Regions from separate parts of the Homo sapiens genome. Here region 1 is linked to region 2. A link is an interaction called in ENCODE POLR2A ChIA-PET data of the cell type or tissue named here. Cell type or tissue: OCI-LY7. All regions are shown on one strand. Each heading gives the region's core, and the rest is flanking DNA. Links, peaks and the distances in the headings are about the cores only. Region 1 overlaps LOC124905183 (a long non-coding RNA gene). Region 2 overlaps JADE3 (jade family PHD finger 3).

Evidence for each region. ChIA-PET counts read pairs that join two places held together with the same protein. Peaks named below come from ENCODE experiments on the same cell type or tissue, not always from the same donor. Only the 100,000 strongest peaks of a DNase experiment are listed, where the experiment ranks them.
Region 1: POLR2A ChIA-PET joins it to region 2 with 6 read pairs; 1 of 35 experiments calls an interaction of 5 or more read pairs at or near these places.

Annotation. Positions count from the first base shown.
Region 1 is chrX:47,488,557-47,497,160 of GRCh38, reverse strand. LOC124905183 (a long non-coding RNA gene) reads left to right here. Exons shown (of 2, transcript XR_007068224.1): 2 at 1-225. Among named protein-coding and RNA genes, the nearest start is that of ZNF41, 9.6 kb to the right of the region's middle. In OCI-LY7, for the core only: no CTCF peak of the experiment used is centred there; a DNase peak (open chromatin) is centred at 4,820.
Region 2 is chrX:46,963,448-46,972,051 of GRCh38, reverse strand. All of the region lies in intron 1 of JADE3 (jade family PHD finger 3), which reads right to left. Among named protein-coding and RNA genes, the nearest start is that of JADE3, 55 kb to the right of the region's middle. RefSeq lists an enhancer at 8,234-8,413. In OCI-LY7, for the core only: no CTCF peak of the experiment used is centred there; a DNase peak (open chromatin) is centred at 4,401; H3K4me3 peaks cover 1,169 bases; H3K27ac peaks cover 658 bases.

The DNA of each region.
Region 1 (8,604 bases), core at 332-8,331, 530 kb before region 2:
CAGAGGAAGATGACACAAATAGGAGAAGAAAATATGAATACAGAGGCATAGATTCGAGTGCTGTGGTCACAAGCCAAGGAATGCCAGCGGCCACCAGCAGCTGGAAGAGCCAAGGAATGAAGAGAGTACGGCCTTGCCAACACCTTGATCTTGGCCCAGCCATACTGATTTTAGATTTCTGGCCTCTAGAATTGTGAACAAATAAATTTCTGTTGTTTTAAGTCACCAAGTTTGTGGTAATTTGTTACACTAGCAATAGGAAACGTTTGGTAGCGAAAGTGGGGTGTTGCTGTAAAAAATACCCAAAAATGTGGAAGTGGCTTTGGAATAGAGTAATTAGATAATAGGTAGAGGCTGGAAGAATGTTGAGAAACATTATAGAAAACTCCTAGATTACCCAAAACACCCTGTTGGTAGAAATATGGATGTTGAAAGCACTGCTGGTGAGGACTCAGAAGAAGTAAAGAAGATGGTAGAGAAAGTCTATATCATCTTAGAGAAGACATGTATCATCATAAGCATGTTAGTATAAATATGACCATTAAAAGTGCTGCTGGTGAGGGCTAAGAAGGAAAATCTTATTGGAAACTATAGGAAAGGTGATCTTCATTATAAAGTGACAGAAAACTTAGCAATTAAGTTAATTGTGTCCTACAGTTATGCTGAAAGCAGACTTATAAGCAGTGAACTTGCTTATTTAGCTAAGGGGATTTCCAAGCAAAGTGTTGAAGTGCAGCCTGGTTTTTTCTTGCTGCTTATGGTAAAATGTGATGAGAGGAAAGTGATAAACTGAGAGAAGAACTGCTAAGCAAAAATGAATCAGGGCCAGGCGCGGTGGCTCCCGCCTGTAATCCTGACACTTTGGGTGGCCAAGGAAGGAGAATCACTTGAGGTCAGGAGTTCAAGACCAGCCTGGCCATCATGGCAAAACCCCATCTCTAATAAAGATATAAAAATCAGCCGGGTGTGGTGGCACGCACCTGTAATTCCAGTTGCTCTGGAGGCTGAGAATTGCGTGAACCCCGGAGGCAGAGATTGCAGTGAGCCAAGATTGCACCACTGCACTCCAGCCTGGGTGACAGAGTGAGACTCCGTCTCAAAAAAAAAAAAAAAAAAAAAAAAAAAAAAGGAAAACAAAAGAAGAAAGAAAAAGAAAGAATCAGGAGTTGATAATATGGGAAATTCTTAGCCTATCCAGGTTGCCAAAGCTACTAAAATTAGGACATTTGCTTTTAGGAAAGCATGCTCTGGAGAGAACAAAGGTATGGCTGGGTAACTTTTTGCTACTACCGAAGAGATTAGGCATGTAATTCATGGATCCTCTCAATCTTCACAGCAGAAGCCAGGAGTAGAGATGAGATTAACGAGGAAAAGCCTGTGGCCCTCCTGCCTGATAGTGTGAATCCCTGTGACATATACAGGAGATCCACAAGGTTTTCAAAGAATGTTATGCCAGCAGAAACATTGCCAGCTTATACTGAGAGACAGAGATGGAATGAAATGAAGGAAGGCTTCCAGATTCCAAAAATTCTGCAGGCAATAAAACTACTAAGCTTCAAACCTGAGCTACCCTTCAATAAAAGGGATGGAGTTTTGGGCCCATAGTGTCAATTCATGAACTACTGAGGATTATTTCAAGGCCTTGAACCCTAATGGAATCTCCCCTGCTGGGTTTCAAAGTGGCTTGGTAACTATGACTTCTTAATTCCTTCAATTTTTCTCCCTTTTAGAATGAGAATGTCTATAACTGTTATCTGATGCCTGTCCCATGCTTACATTTTGGGAATAGATAACTCATTTTCTTGTTTCACAAGGTCCACAAATGAAGGGGAATTGTCCCCTGGGTTGCCATAGAGTCTCACTGAAACCTGATTTACATGATAAGATTTGAGACTTCTGAGCTGATGATATTTAGCTAAGATTTTGAACTTGAGTCGATGCTGTAATGAGTTGACACTTTTGAGGGTGCTGGGATAGGGTGAATGTACTTTGTAGGTGGGATGAACATCAATGTTTGGGAACCACAGAGTGGATTGTGTAGGTTGAATAATGACTCCCTAAAAGATATAGTATTTGGCCATAATTTGGCATATTTGGCTATATTATTTGGCCAAAAAAAGGACTTTGCAGATGTGATTAAGTTAAGGAACTTGCCATGAGGAGATCACCTGAATTATCTAGATGAGCCCTAAATGCCATCATAAATGTTCCTATTAGAGAGAGGTAGAAGGAGATGGCACAAAAGAGAAGACAATGTGACTACAGAAGCGGAGGCTGGAGTGATGTGGCCATAAGCCAAGGAATCCTGGCAGCCTCTGGTGGGAGCAGAGCCCTGCTGATACTTGATTTTGGCCCAGTGATATTGATTTCAGACTTCTGGCCTTTATAACCATGAGAAAATAAACTTCTGTTGTTTCAAGCCACCAAGTTTAAGGTATTTTGTTACAGTAGCCAAAGGAAATGTATATGCAAGTTCAAGAGATCTATTGTACAACATGGTGACTATAGTTAATAACAATTGATATGGTTAAGCTTTGTGCCCCCACCTAAATCTCATCTTGAATTGTAATTCCCATAATCCCTATGTGTCAAGGGAGACACCAAGTGGAAGTAATTGAATCATGGGGGCAGTTTCCTCCATGCTGTTCTCATGATAGTGAGTGAGTTCTCACAAGAGCTGATGGTTTTATTATGGGTTCTTCCCCCTTCGCTCAGCACTTCTCCCTACCGCCTTGTGAGGAAGGTGCCTTGCTTCCCCTTCACCTTCTGCCATGATTGTAAGTTTCCTGAGGCCTCCCCAGCCATGCGGAACTGTGAGTCAATTAAACCTCTTTCCTTTATAAATTACCCAGTCTCAGGCAGTTCTTTATAGCAGTATGAAAACAGGCTAATATACAATGTATTGTATACATGAAAACTGCTGAAAATAGATTTTAAGGGCTCTCACCACAGATAAATATTTGAGGTTATGTATATGTTAATCAGCTTGATTTGGCCATTCTACAATGTATACATATTTCATAACATCATGTTGTGCTCCTGTGATATTATGATTTATAATAAGATATATATATATTTGGTCTTCATCACCTGATATGGTTTGGATCTGTGTCCCTGCCCAAATATCATGTTGAATTGTAATCCTCAGTATTGGAAGAGGGCCCTGGTGGAAGGTGACTGGATCATGGAGACAGTTTCTTATGAATGGCTTAGCACCATCCCCTTGGTGCTAAGTTCTCAAAAGATCTGGTTGTTTAAAAGTGTATGGAACCTCCACCCTCTCTCCCTCATGCGCTGGCCATGTAAGACATGCCTGCTTCCCCTTTGACTTCTGCCGTGGTTGTAAGTTTCCTGAGGCCTCCCCAGAAGCAGAAGCCGCTATGCTTCCTGTACAGCCTGTGGAACTGTGAGCCAATTAAACCTCTTTTCTTTATAAATCACCCAGTCTCAGGTATTTCTTTATAGCAGTACAAGAACAGTCTAATACATTCCCCATTTCCTGGCACAGAGTTCCTAAAAGCCTTGGAATCTCCAGAGTGATGAGTGACTTTTTACACTAATGAGATGATGATGACTGGTGGCCCCCAGATAGCCTCAGGATGGTGGATGGTCACCAGAAAGACCAAGACATGATTACAGGATTGAGACTTGCAGACTCACCATAAACTCTGGGGAGGGGAGAAGGGCAAAATGTTGAATTGATCACCAATGGCCAATTACATAACCAATCATGCCTACATAATGAAGTTTCCATAAAAGCCCAAAAGAACTGGCTTTGGATGAGCTTCCAGATAGTTGAACACAGTGAGATTCCTAGAGGGTGGCATGACTAGAGAGGGCATGGAAGCTCTGCACCCCTTCCCCCATTCCTCACTCTATGCATCTCTTCCATCTGCTATTCATCTGCATCCTTTGTAATACCCTTGATAATAAATAGGTAAATGTAAGTAATGTTTCCCTAAATTCTAGGAGCTGCTCTAGCAAATTAATTGAACCCAAAGAGGGGGTCATTGATTTATAGCTGGTTGGTCAGACGTGTAGGTCACAACCTGGGACTTACAATTGGCATCTGAAGTGGGGGCAGTCTTGTGGTATTGAGCCCTCTAATGGCAGTATTTTCAGGTAGCGTCAGAATTGAATTGGAGGACACCCAGGTGGTATCCACTGGAGAATCTAATGTCAGAAGTGTTATGTTGGCTGTGTTAGGGTAAGAGAAACACTGTTTCGGCCAGGCGTGGTGGCTCATGCCTGTAATCCCAGCACTTTGGGAGGCCGAGGTGGGCAGATCACCCGAGGTCAAGAGTTCAAGACTAGCCTGGCCAACATGGTAAAACCCCGTCTCTACAAAAATACAAAAATTAGCCGGGCATGATGGCGGGTGCCTGTAATCCCAGCTACTCAGGAGGCTGAGGCAGGAGAATCGCTTGAACCCGGGAGGTGGAGGTTGTAGTGAGCCAAGATCACGCCACTGCACTCCAGCCTGGGAGACAGAGCAAGACCCCATCTCAAAAAACAAAAAAAAAAAGAAAAGAAAGAAAGACTGTTTTTTCCCTCTACCTCTATTAATACCATAAATATATACAATTTTTCTTTGTCAATTAAATAATAATAAAAACAAAACAAAACAAACATGAGAGGCTGGGTGCAGTGGCGAATGCCTATAATCCCAGCAATTTCAAAGGCCGAGGTGGGTGGACTGCTTGAGCCCAGGAGTTTGAGACCAGCCTGGGCAACACAGTGAAACCCCATCTCTACAAAAAAAATACAAAAAATTAGCCAGCTGTGATGGCATGCACCCGTTGTCTCAGCTACTCAGGAAGCTGAGGTGGGAGTATCACTTGAGCCTGGGGAGGATGAGGCTGCAGTGAGCTATGATCGCACCACTGCACTCCAGCCTGGGCAACAGAGCAAGACCATCTCAGAAAAAAAACAAAACAAAAAAAATTACATTTACTATTGCCCTATCTTGCTTAATTTTTGTTTCACTCCCAGTAGTTTCTTAGTGTGGTCTGCTGTCCTAGAAGACAGCCCTGGTATGTCATCATACAGTAAAGAATTAACTTAGGAGGTCTGGGTTGTTTAAACCTTGTGCATTCCAAGGAAAGGTTTGGCCCTTGCCCCAGCTCCTGGGATATAACCTGTAAGTCAGGGGTCCCCAACTGCCAGTCCACAGACCAGTATGAGTCCAAGGCCTGTTAGGAACTGGGCCGCACAGCAGGAGGTGAGAAGCAGGCAAGGGAGCGATACTGCTTGAGCTCCACCTCCTGTCAGATCAGTGGCAGCATTAGATTCTCATAGGAGCACAAACTCTATTGTGAACTGCGCATGCAAGGGATCTAGGTTGCACACTCCTTATGAGAATCTAACGCCTGGTGATCTGAGATGGAACAGTTTCATCCCAAAACCATCCCCCTCCACCCCGCTCCATGTCCATGGAAAGATTGTCTTCCACAAAACTGGTCCCTGGTGCCAAAAAGGTTGGGGACCACTGCTCTAAACCCTTGGAATATACTGCCTGTTAAGAAATCTTTGTTTACTTGAGTGCATGAGCCATGCCAGATAGCTGTGATTCTTGGTGAGTCTTGGGCTGTGCAGTATCAGCGTGAACCTTGGAAGGACTGAGTAAGGTCAACCACACAGGTAGTTGGCCATGCCTGAAACTGACTCCAAATAAAAACCACAGACACCGAGGCTAAAGTGAGAGCCCATGGTTGGTAATATTTCATGTATGTTACCCCACATCTTGCTAGGAGAATTAAGCACTGGCCGTATGACTACACCAAGAAGGGCGAACCCAAAGCTTGATCCTTGTTTCCCCTGGACTCTGCCCTATGTGCCCTTTTCCATTGCTGAATTCTGAGTCCTTCATAGTCAATCAGTGAACCTGAGGTTGGTCCTGGGAACCCCCCAAGCACAGTCCGTCTTAAGAGTTCATAGAAGGCTGGGCATGGTGGCTCATGCCTGTAATCCTGGCATTTTGGGAAGTTGAGGCAGGAGGATCACTTGAGCTCAGGAGTTCAAGACCAGCCTGGGCAACATAGCTAGACTTTGTCTCCACTAAAAATTTAAGAAATGAGCTCAGTGTGATGGCATGTGCCTGTAGTCTCAGCTATTCGGGAGGCTGCGGGGAGAGGATTGCTTGAGCCTGGGAGGTTGAGGCTTAGGTGAGCCAAGATCATGGCACTGCACTCCGGCCATGATCCAAGAAAAGAAAAGAAAAGAAAGAAAGAAAAAAGAGTTCCTAGGAATTATTATAGTCTGCTCCAACCCCTTCCAACCTTCCTGCAGACCCCTCTCACTCGTTGCTGAATTTTGCAAAATTCCTCCCAGTTTCAGCTGCTGAATTCAAGTTGGTCTGCCATGCCCATTGGCTGTTTTGGTATTGTGTTCTCAGGTCTGGCAAATACTGCTTACTTCCCCCTGCTTTTTCCTATACAGATAATTGTACCATGAAGTTGTTGTGGCTGTTGGTGACTTGGGCTTACTCATGTGTATTTTGATATTCATGGATATTTCAGCTATCTATTGCTGTGTAAGTAAACCACACCAAAACTTAGTGGATTAATAACTATTTTATTGCTCACGAATCTGGGCATGGCTCAGTGGGGATGGCTCGTTTCTTCTTCTTCTTCTTTTTTTTAAGAGGTGGGATCTTGTTCTGTTGACCATTGGAGTACAGTAGTGCGATCATAGCTCACTGCAGCCTCAAAATCCTGGGCACAGCAATCCTCCCACCTCAGCCTCCTGAGTAGCTGGGACTACCAGCATGTGCCACTGTGCCTGACTAATATATTTTAGTAGAGATGAGGTCTTGCTTTGCTACCCAGGCTGGTCTCAAACTCCTTGCTTCACTGCTTCAGATGATCTGCCTGCTTCGGCCTACCAAAGTGCTGGGATTACAGGTGTGAACCACCACGCCCAGACTTGTTTCTTCTCTATATGATGCCTGGAGAAGCTGGAATGGTACTGGAGGATGCAAGATAATTTCATGATACGACTGAGACCTCAGTGCTAGCTGCCAGCTGGGGCCTCAGTTATGTACATGGCCTATATTTAAGAGTCTCATGCTCTACCAACTGAGCTAGCTGGGTGGCTGCCACAGCGCTGCATGACCTATTTTTAAAAAGTGTCTCATCTTCCAGGACCTCTGTCTTCAGAAGGACAGCACAGACCTCTTTACAGGGTATCTTGATTCCCCTCTCACTAAAGCAAAAGTTCAATGTCTTTTAAGGTTGGGCTCAGAAGTCCCAGAATGCCATTTCTACCATACCTTATTGGTCAAATGGAACACAAGGCCAGCCCAGACACAAAGGATGAAAAAATAGGCACCATGTCTTGATGGGAGGGTGGCAAACACATACAGGGTTGGAAATACAGCTGGCAGCCCTATCTGCAGAAAATCTGCCACACTGGGGACACTGTGTCTACTGGCCTCACCGTAAATATTACCCATGGGTTTTGATTTTGTCATCTGGTTGCTCTGTCTGTATGCTGGCATAACAAGAGAGTGAAAACTACGCTGCTGTCATCATGCTTCCAGCGTCTCTTCTAATTAAAAAAAAAAAAAACTCAGAAAAAAAAAGATCTGTTCTTTTCTAAGAACAGAAATTTTGGGTGAGGGCAGAATGAAGAGGTAAAAACATTCTAAATGGTTCATTCTCCTGAGAAATTAGGAGTAAAGGCCAGTAACACACCTGTGTGTGTGTGTGTGTGTGTGTGTGTGTGTGTGTGTGTGCGCCCATGTGTGTGCTTAATCTACCAATAGAGAAAATGTGAATTATGCTTATAAGGAATGGAAAGATAATCATCAGAAGAATTGATAAGCAGAGTAGAACTTCCAAATTACTAAGGGAGGGAGAAGGGGAATAAACAGAAGCTTGAGAGAGCCAACAAATGTAAGAAAATTGAAAAGGTGGAAACAATAACAAAATCGAAAAAAGGAAACAAAGTCCGATGGAACACACAAAAACAGGCATATCACTGATAAACTGAATGGATTGGGTTCTCCTATAAGAGAGGGACTGTAACATTGGGTTATAAAACAAAAGTTATGTGTTATTTACTAGAAGCACTTTTTTTTTTTTGAGATGGAGTTTTGTTCTTGTTGCCCGGGCTGGAGTGCAATGGCGTGATCTCGGCTCACTGCAACCTCCGCCTCCTGGGTTCAAGCAATTCTCCTGCCTCAGCCTCCCAAATAGCTGGGATTACAGGCATCCGCCACCATGCCCGGCTAATTTTGTATTTTTAGTAGAGACAGGGTTTCTCTATGTTGGTCAGGCTGGTCTCGAACTCCTGACCTCAGGTGATCCACCCACCTCGGCCTCCCAAAGTGCTGGGATTACAGGCATGAGCCACCATGCCCAGCCTAGAAGCACATTTAAAATAAAGAGACTGGGGCTGGGTGTGGTGGCTCATGCCTGTAATCCCAGCACTCTGGGAGGCCGAGGCAGGTGAATCACCTGAGGTCAGGAGTTCGAGACTAGCCTGGCCAACATGGTGAAACCCTGTCTCTACTAGAAATACAAAAATGAGCTGGGCATGGTAGCAGGCACCTGTAATCCCAGCTACTTGGGAGGCTGAGGCAGGAGAATCACTTGAACCCAG
Region 2 (8,604 bases), core at 414-8,413:
TCACACGCTGATTTGTCAACCTCCGGTCTAAACTAAAAAAAATGTTTACTGAAAGAAAGAACATTGAAAATTTGAAGAATACAATTGAATTATCACTCTCCTAACACTCCCCACCCCAATCCCTAATTTCTCAGCTCACTGTTTGGCTGCTATAGACCTCACTCGGTGGTCAACTCTATAATGTTATCTTGACAGATTTTAATGGTGCTAGCCCTTTCTAAATTAAAATCTGCTTTATGTCTTTTTTTTTTTTTTTTAGACGGAGTCTCGCTCTGTCGCCCAGGCTGGAGTGCAGTAGCGCAATCTCAGCTCACTGCAAGCTCCGCCTCCCAGGTTCACGCCATTCTCCTGCCTCAGCCTCCCAAGTAGCTGGGACTACAGGCGCCCGCCACCACGCCCGGCTAATTTTTTGTATTTTTTAGTAGAGACAGGGTTTCACCGTGTTAGCCAGGATGGTCTCGATCTCCTGACCTCGTGATCTGCCCGCCTCAGCCTTCCAAAGTGCTGGGATTACAGGCGTGAGCCACTGTGCCCGGCCTGCTTTATGTCTTTTGAAGAAAAGGCCCCCAGTTCCAATAACTTTTAAAAATTTTGCAGTACATTTTCTTAATTTATGTACATATATTCAAAAATTTCAGCTGGGCACGGGGGCTTACGCCTGTAATCCCAGCACGTTGGGAGGCCGAGGCAGGCGGATCACTTGAGGTCAGGAGTTTCAGACCAGCCTGGCCAACATGGTGAAACCCCGTCTCTACTAAAAATACAAAAATTAGCTGGGCATGGTGGCAGTCGCCTGTAATCCCACTTACTCGGGAGGCTGAGGCTGGAGAATTGCTTGAACCCAGGAGGCAGAGGTTGCAGTGAGCCGAGATCGCGCCATTGCACTCCAGCCTGGGCAACAATAGTGAAACTCCGTTTCAAAAAAAAAAAAAAAAAAAAAAAATTTCAACTACCCAGATAAGTCAACTTGGTATCTTAAGAATAAAAAGATATATACATGTACAAAACAAGTCCCTTTAAGATAAAATACCATTTGCAGATAAGACCTCTTAAGAGTAAAGTAAATCAATAAGAGATGCTTTTACTATGAAATACACAATTCTTTCTCCAGATAGAAACTCAAACGATTTAAAAAAACGATTTCCCATTGTTTTATCTGCTGCTGTGAGTTGTTTCCACACTGAAATTTTTACCCACATGTACCCATTATACATTTACAATAACGTTCATGTGATTTAAAGTAATCATCCCAATTTATTAGAAGGAAAAACAACCTTTATCCCAGGTTTTCGTAACAACGTAACATGCCTTATATGTGAGGCATGTAAACCTCACATATAAGGTTAAACACACAGAAATGACCCCAAACTTACTGAGCAAGTTCAAATCCACTGCACACCAACTTTTAATACTGTGCTAACAGAGGGCAGGCACTGTACTGGCCACCAGAAAGAGGACAGACAAGGAAAAAACTGAGAAACCAAGTCCTTTGGCTCCCACAGAGCCAGGGTCACAGGACCAGGTGCACCAAACACTGTGGCTTGGGTGATCACAGCCTAAAACTGTTAACCAATGATGTGTGACAAACCAATTAGAGGGGGGTTTGAGTTAATCCCAAGATCAATCAAATAGGATATGGGTGTGACATGAAGGAGGGTTACTGTTAAACCCTCACCTCTGGTCAGATCAATGCCCATGGCAAAGGAGCAGTCAGACATGGAAGTTAACATACAAGTCAGTACTGACTTTGAAGGCAACAAAAAATGAGGGAAAATGAAATGGCAACAAATTTCCCTGGGGAGAAATCAAAGGGTCTGGTAGATAAATGCCAATACATGTTAAATCCCAAAAAAATGTATTTGGCCTCCCCAGCAGAGGTTCTCAACCCCCATTACACATGGGAATCATATGGAGAACTTACAAAAATCCCAATGTCCAAATTGCACCCATTACCAATTAAGTCAGAATCTCTCTTTTGGAAGAACCAGTTTTTAGATGGATTGCTTTTTCTGTTTTTCTGTTTTTGATTACATTGACTTTTGTTCTTTTATTATTTCCTTCCTTCACTTACTTTGGGTTTATCTTGCTCTTCTTTTTCTAGTTAAAGTGGGAGCTTAGATTATTCATTTGAGGCCTTTCATCTTTTCCTCATATAAGCATTCAGTGCTCTAAATTTCCTTCTTAGCACTCATTTAAGTTACGCCCCACAAGTTTTTCTTTTTGAGATGGAGTTTCGCTCTTGTCACCCAGGCTGGAGTGCAGTGGAGCGATCTTGGCTCACTGCAACCTCTGCCTCCCGGGTTCGAGCAATTCTTGTGCCTCAGCCTCCTGAGTAGCTGGGTGCCTGCCACCACACTCACCTAATTTTTGTATTTTAAGTAGAGACAGGGTTTCGCCATGTTGGCCAGGCTGGTCTTGAACTCCTGACCTCAGGTGATCTGTCCGCCTTGGCCTCCCAAAGTGCTGGGATTACAGGCGTGAGCCACTGCGCCCTGCCACGAGTTTTGATATGGTATATTTTCATCTACATTCAGGCATTCAAGCCACTGTACTGATGAGAAGTGTGACGCTTAGTTTCCAAGTGTTTGGAGAACTTCTTGTAGTCTTTCTGTTTTGTTTTGTTTTTTTCCTTTTTTGAGACAGAGTCTCACTCTGTTGCCCAGGCTGGAGTGCAGTGGCACGATCTCAGCTCACTGCAACCTCCGCCTCCTGGGTTAAAGCAATTCTCGTGCCTCAGCCTCCTGAGCAGCTGGGATTACAGGCATGTGCCACCACGCCCGGCTGATTTTTGTATTTTTAGTAGAGAGGGGATTTCACCATGTTGGCCAGGCTGGTCTCGAACTCCTGACCTTAAGTGATCTGTCCGCCTTGGCCTCCCAAAGTGCTAGGATTAGAGGCGTGAGCCACCACACCCAGCCGTCTTTCTGTTTTTGATTTCTACTTTGATTCTATTATGGTCTGAGAATATACTCTATATGATTTCACTTCTTTTCCATTTGTTGAGGTTTGTTTTATGACCTGGGATGTAGTCAACCTTGGTGAATGTTGCTTGTGCACTTGAAAAGTAAGTATATTATGCTGTTGTTGGGTGAAGCATTCTATAAATGTCAATTAAATCTGGTTGACTGGTGGTGTTATTTCTTCTATATCTTTGCTGATTTTCTGTCTACTGGTTCTATCAATTACTGAAAGAGGGGTATTAACATTCTCAAGCATAATTGTGGGTTTGGGTTTGTCTATTTCTCAATTCAGGTCTGTTGGGTTTTGCTTTGTGTTCTTTGAAGCTCTGTTATGTGGTGCATACACATTTAAAATTGCTATGCCTTCTTGGTGGATCGACCCTTTGTATCATTCTTTTAGTCCCTGGTAATTTTCTTTGCTGTGATATCTAATTATCTGATATTAGTATAGCCACTCCAGTTTTCTTTTGATTGGTGTTTGCATGATATTTTTTTTCCATCCATTTACTTTTTATTTTGAGATACGGTCTTGCTCTGTCACACAGGCTGGAGTGCAGTGGCACAATCGTAGCTCACCATAACCTCCAATTCCTGGGCTCAAGCAATCCTCCTGCCTCAGCCTCCCAGGTAGCTAGGACTACAGGTGTGCACTACTGTGCCTGGTTAATTTTCCATTTACCTTTAAACTCACTGTATCATTACTTTGAATTGGAATAGACTGAAATGTGTCTACTCCATCCTGTCTGGAATGGGAAGTTTGCTCTCTGCACTATTTTTGCAACTCCTGTCTAAATTTATTATCTCAAAATCTCTTAACTCAAAATAAAAAATTAACTCAAAATTTAAAAATTAACTATTAAAAAAGCAAGTATATGATAAAAAGAGCAGTTTATTAATGTTCCTACATATCTGGAAAGTATTAATTTGAGAAAGAGAAAGAATCAACCTATCATTTTGTGAGATTTTCACTTACTGTACTCTTCCAGAGTGAGGAAACAAACAGGCTAAGAAACGGGTAAAACTTACAAGCCTGGGGATAATTGGGAGGCTGACCCCCTATCTGTGGGCCCAGAAGAAAGCAAGTCACTTTGTAACAAGGAAGTATATCTATTTTTCCTCAAAAGATAAATATTCACCACACCTGGTATTCCTGGTTTTGCCTTGGGAGCGGGGAGCTGTTTTCTCAGTCCTTGCATTTTCTAGTCTCCCTGCCTGGATTTTAGTCATTTCACTACTTATTAGCATTCTGAAAGGTTAACAGAATTTAAAATGTGTAACTCGAGAAGAAATAAAAGGCTAATCAGTTAGTTACAACACTTGTTAGTTCTGTAAAAGCAATGATGAGTGAGAAAGCTGGAAAGTACTGACTAAAATATGGCTTTCTGAGAATTAGTTGAGTTCAGTCATTTTTGCTGTTCATGCTCCAGTAGCCGCCCCAGGAAGCCAGATTTGGAAACAGTACCTGAGTCATTTGAGACAAAACAACAAGTTACCCCTGAATTGTTTTAAATGTTAACGAAAGAGATCACTAAAAGATCTAAGTCATGGATGGAACCTAATTACCTCCCCTTGGCCCTAGAAAACCAAAAACATCCAGATAGGAATATGAAACACAGAAGAAAGCAGGTTTTTCCTTTCTATTCATTTCTCCTATTATCTTAGCCCTATTTTAATTATTCTGAGTTAACGCCATTTTACAAAAATGGACAGATAAAAAATTAAACTCAAAATTTTGAAACAAAGACTCTTTGTTGCTGTGTGTGGAAAGTGACCATCTTGTCAAAAAAATACCTGTGAGCCTACAGCATGATTGATTGTTCAATGTGATGAAACTTTCCTGGACCCTAAGCCTCAATATTTTGTTATCTGAAAATCTGCAGTTTAATTTCATCCTTCAAGATCAAAGGCAAATAAATTAACTTGGTCTAGTGATTCCACAAATCTCTAGAGAGCTGCCAGGCAAGGCAGATCCACAGAATAACTCATTAACTTATAATGCTTAAAGCAACTTTGGGAAAACTGTTAGGAATTGAACACAGGCTAAAACTCCTGAAGGCACTCACCAATGTATCTTTCTACACAGTTGACCAGAAAACAGCTAAGCTCTGCTTGACTACTCCAGTGACCAGGAGCTCACTATCTAACAAGCAATTTATTCTAATGTCTAGACAGCTCTAAACATATGGATGATTTTCTATGAACAGAAAAAATCTGCCTTTTAACTTCCAAATTCTGCCTTTATGCTGGATTTCTTTCTGTTAACAGGTTCCAACCTCTCTACCTTTATTCCCAAACCATCTCTTGACCCTACTTCATTTTTCTCTAGCTAATATCCACTTTCTTTCTTTCTTTGCCTTCTCTTGCAAACTCCTCAAAAAGTAGTTTACAGTCTGTAACTCCTTCCTTACTCTCAATCTCTCCTTAATTGCTTCTATCTCACCAGAATTCTTGGAAAAATGTGCATACTTCCCAACCCTCATCTTTAAGTATCTGTATGCTGCATTTGACACGCTGATCACTCTGGCCTTCTTGAAACTACTCCTTTGGCTTCCAGAAGCTTTTTTCAAGTTCCCTGTGTTGCTAACACTTTTTTTCTTCCTCTAACCATCTTGTAGGTGATGGTGGTTCCCTGAAGTGCCCTACCCACATGCTTATGGCTCCCAAAACAAGGTCCTCTGGTCCAGAGCTGGAGATAGAAAGGAAAGGCGAAAGAGACAGGAAGGTAGGAGGGAAAAGCAAAGCAAAGAAGGAAGGAAGAAAGAATAGGAAAGATACATCAACAAAAAGAAAAAAGTCCTGACAACCAGATACATCAAGCTGGAAGACGATCAACACTGAGGAAACTATGTTCTGTTTTCCACTAGTTCTTCCTACCTTCTAACTGGTCTCAGTTGGCACCTTCCTCTATGCCATCACAAAATCTAGAAAAATCTCTGAACTCTTTCCTATATCTTACCCTGGAACATCCAATCAATTATTAAGCCCTGTCAGTTAACCTCTAAAATAATCTTCCAAATCAATGTTCCTTTCCCATCTCAGCTGTCATTTTCTTAGTTTAGGACCTATCTATTTCCTCAAACCTAGAATGCAAGAGCAGTTTCCTAACTGGCTTTAAAAGTCCTAATCTTGTTGTCCCCAAATTTACCCTCCACCCAACTGCCAGAGACCTATCTAAAACACAAATTGGATCATGTGCCTCCACGGTCAAGAGATTTCAATGGCTGTCCTTTGCTCCTAGGATCTTTATTAAGGTCCTCATCAAGGCCAACACAGCCCTCCACAATCAAGCCATGTCTACTTCTGCAGCTTTATCCCTCACCACATTCTGCCCCAGTTTTATGCTCAAACAATGCTGAACCTCTGCAGTTCCTACCTCTAGGCTTTATACCATCCCTTCTCCCAGGAGGACCCTCTTCTTGCTTCCTCACTTTTAAAACATATAAACTAATTCTTATAAGGCTCAGCAAACAGGAGCCTTATCCTTATAAGGCACAGCAAATCTCTTCTAGGATGCCTCCCCTACTATGACTCACCCACACTTTGACAATCAACAGCAGTATGCTCTCAGAGTGGCCTGTGTATAGTACCATCACTAACTTAAAGTATTTTTAACCACTAATATTATCAAATCTCCGAGAATGAGTTCCTACCAGGTATGGACTGGACTTTAAAAATTTTGTAATGGATGTTATTCTTCCTTTATCTCTTTGAAAATCTTCCAGATTTAGACAGTGAGCCAATAATACATTTGTCCCTGGTCCTAAGTCTCTCTCTGCTCTCCTGCCTGCCACTCTGAACAGAAGCAACATCTTTTTACTGTCTCTGTTCATGGGCAATCTCTGACTTCACAGTCAGGGATCATTTCCTCCATTCACTGAATGTTTTAATCCCATTATCTACAGAAATACAATTCCCAGCCATCTCTACCTTTTTCTGGACCTAAGAGTCCAGAATGTCCATAACTATAGGCCTGTAACTAATAATCCTCACTTATTGTCTGATCTGTTTCTGGTCCAGAGATTTATACTTTCTTGACCACAGATATGTCTAATTTTTTACTTTATTATCACTTTTAAAGAAAGGAGATATGAATTTAAAGTATGAAATCAGAGCCATCTTGACGAGAAGCCCTCAAGTTTAAATTTTATGACTATTACACAACCTTTTAGATCGGGGTCAGCAAACTACAGCCCATGGGCCAAATCTAGCATACTGCTTATTTTTAGTATGGCCTGGAGGCTAAGAATGGTTTTTACATTTTTAAATGGTTGAAAACAATTTAAAAAATATTTTGTGACATATAAAAATTATGTGAAATTCATATTTCAGTGTCCATAAACTTTTATTGGAACACACCCATGACCATTCACTTATGCTGTTCCAGTTACTGACTGTTGTGCAACAAACAACTGCAAAATTTAGTGGCATAAAACCACCACCACTTTATCACTTCATGAATTTTGTGGGTCAGGAATTCAGATAGGCACAGCAGTGATGACTTTTTTCTACTCCACAATGTATGGGACCTCAGTTGGGAAGATTCAAACAGCTGGATCATCTGGAGACGTCTTCACTCATCTGGCATCTTTGACTGGGATGGCTGGGCTTAGCAGAGACTACCTCCAGAGTGCCTATCTAAGGCCTCTCTGGCATAGGTGGCTTCTCAATAGTCAAACTTCTTACATGGCAGCTCAGGAGTCCTAGTATGAGTGTTCCAATGAACAAGGCAGATTGCCTTTTATGATTTAGCCTCAGAAGTCTCATACTCTATTGTATTGAAGTAGTCACAAGCTCACCCAGATTTAAGTGGAAGGAGGCACAGATCCTACCTCCCGAGGAGAAGAGAATAAAAAAATTTGCAGCTGTGTTTTAAACCTTCATTTATGGGTTTCACATCATTTTATTGCAAGGATCCAGGATTAATGACTGATTTAAAATGTGATACACATCCAGGTCTCAGAGCATCCAAGCTTCAAAACAATTTAGCTTCACAAGAGGACCATCATCAGGGTCATGACATGTGAACAATTTTAATACTTTCCTATTTGCTTCTGGTCAGTCTTTAATTCCAAACACATAGAACACATGTGTTTTTAAGTGTTATAGGAGTAGACTGGTGCCTTAAAAAAGAGTAATTTGTATCTGTGTGATAGATAGCAAAAATGGCCCCAATTCTTTATCCATGCCCTTTCCTTATGGATGCTCCTTGAATCTGGACTGGCTTTGTGGCTTGCTTAGGGCAATCGAGTACAGTATGAGGTGATGGTGTGCCAGTTCAGAGCCTAGGCCTCAAGAGGCCTTGCTGCTTCTATTCACTCTTAGAAACCTGACCAACTACCATGAGAACAAGTCTGGGCTAGCCTGCTGCAGGATGAGAGATGCATAGCTCTGTGCTCCTACCTCCTACCACTGCCCCAGTTGACAGCCGTTGGACTTCAAAAGCAGAGCTCCCTGCTGACCTGTAGTTGACCATAGGCATAAGGGGAGACCAGCTGAGAACAGCAGAACTGCTCAGCTGAACCCAGCCCAAATGACTGACCCATAGAATGAACTAAGTAATTACTATTTTAAGCCACTAACTTTTGAAGTGGTCGTTATACAGCAATAGTTAACTGACAGAATTTGAAACACAGCTTTTAATGAT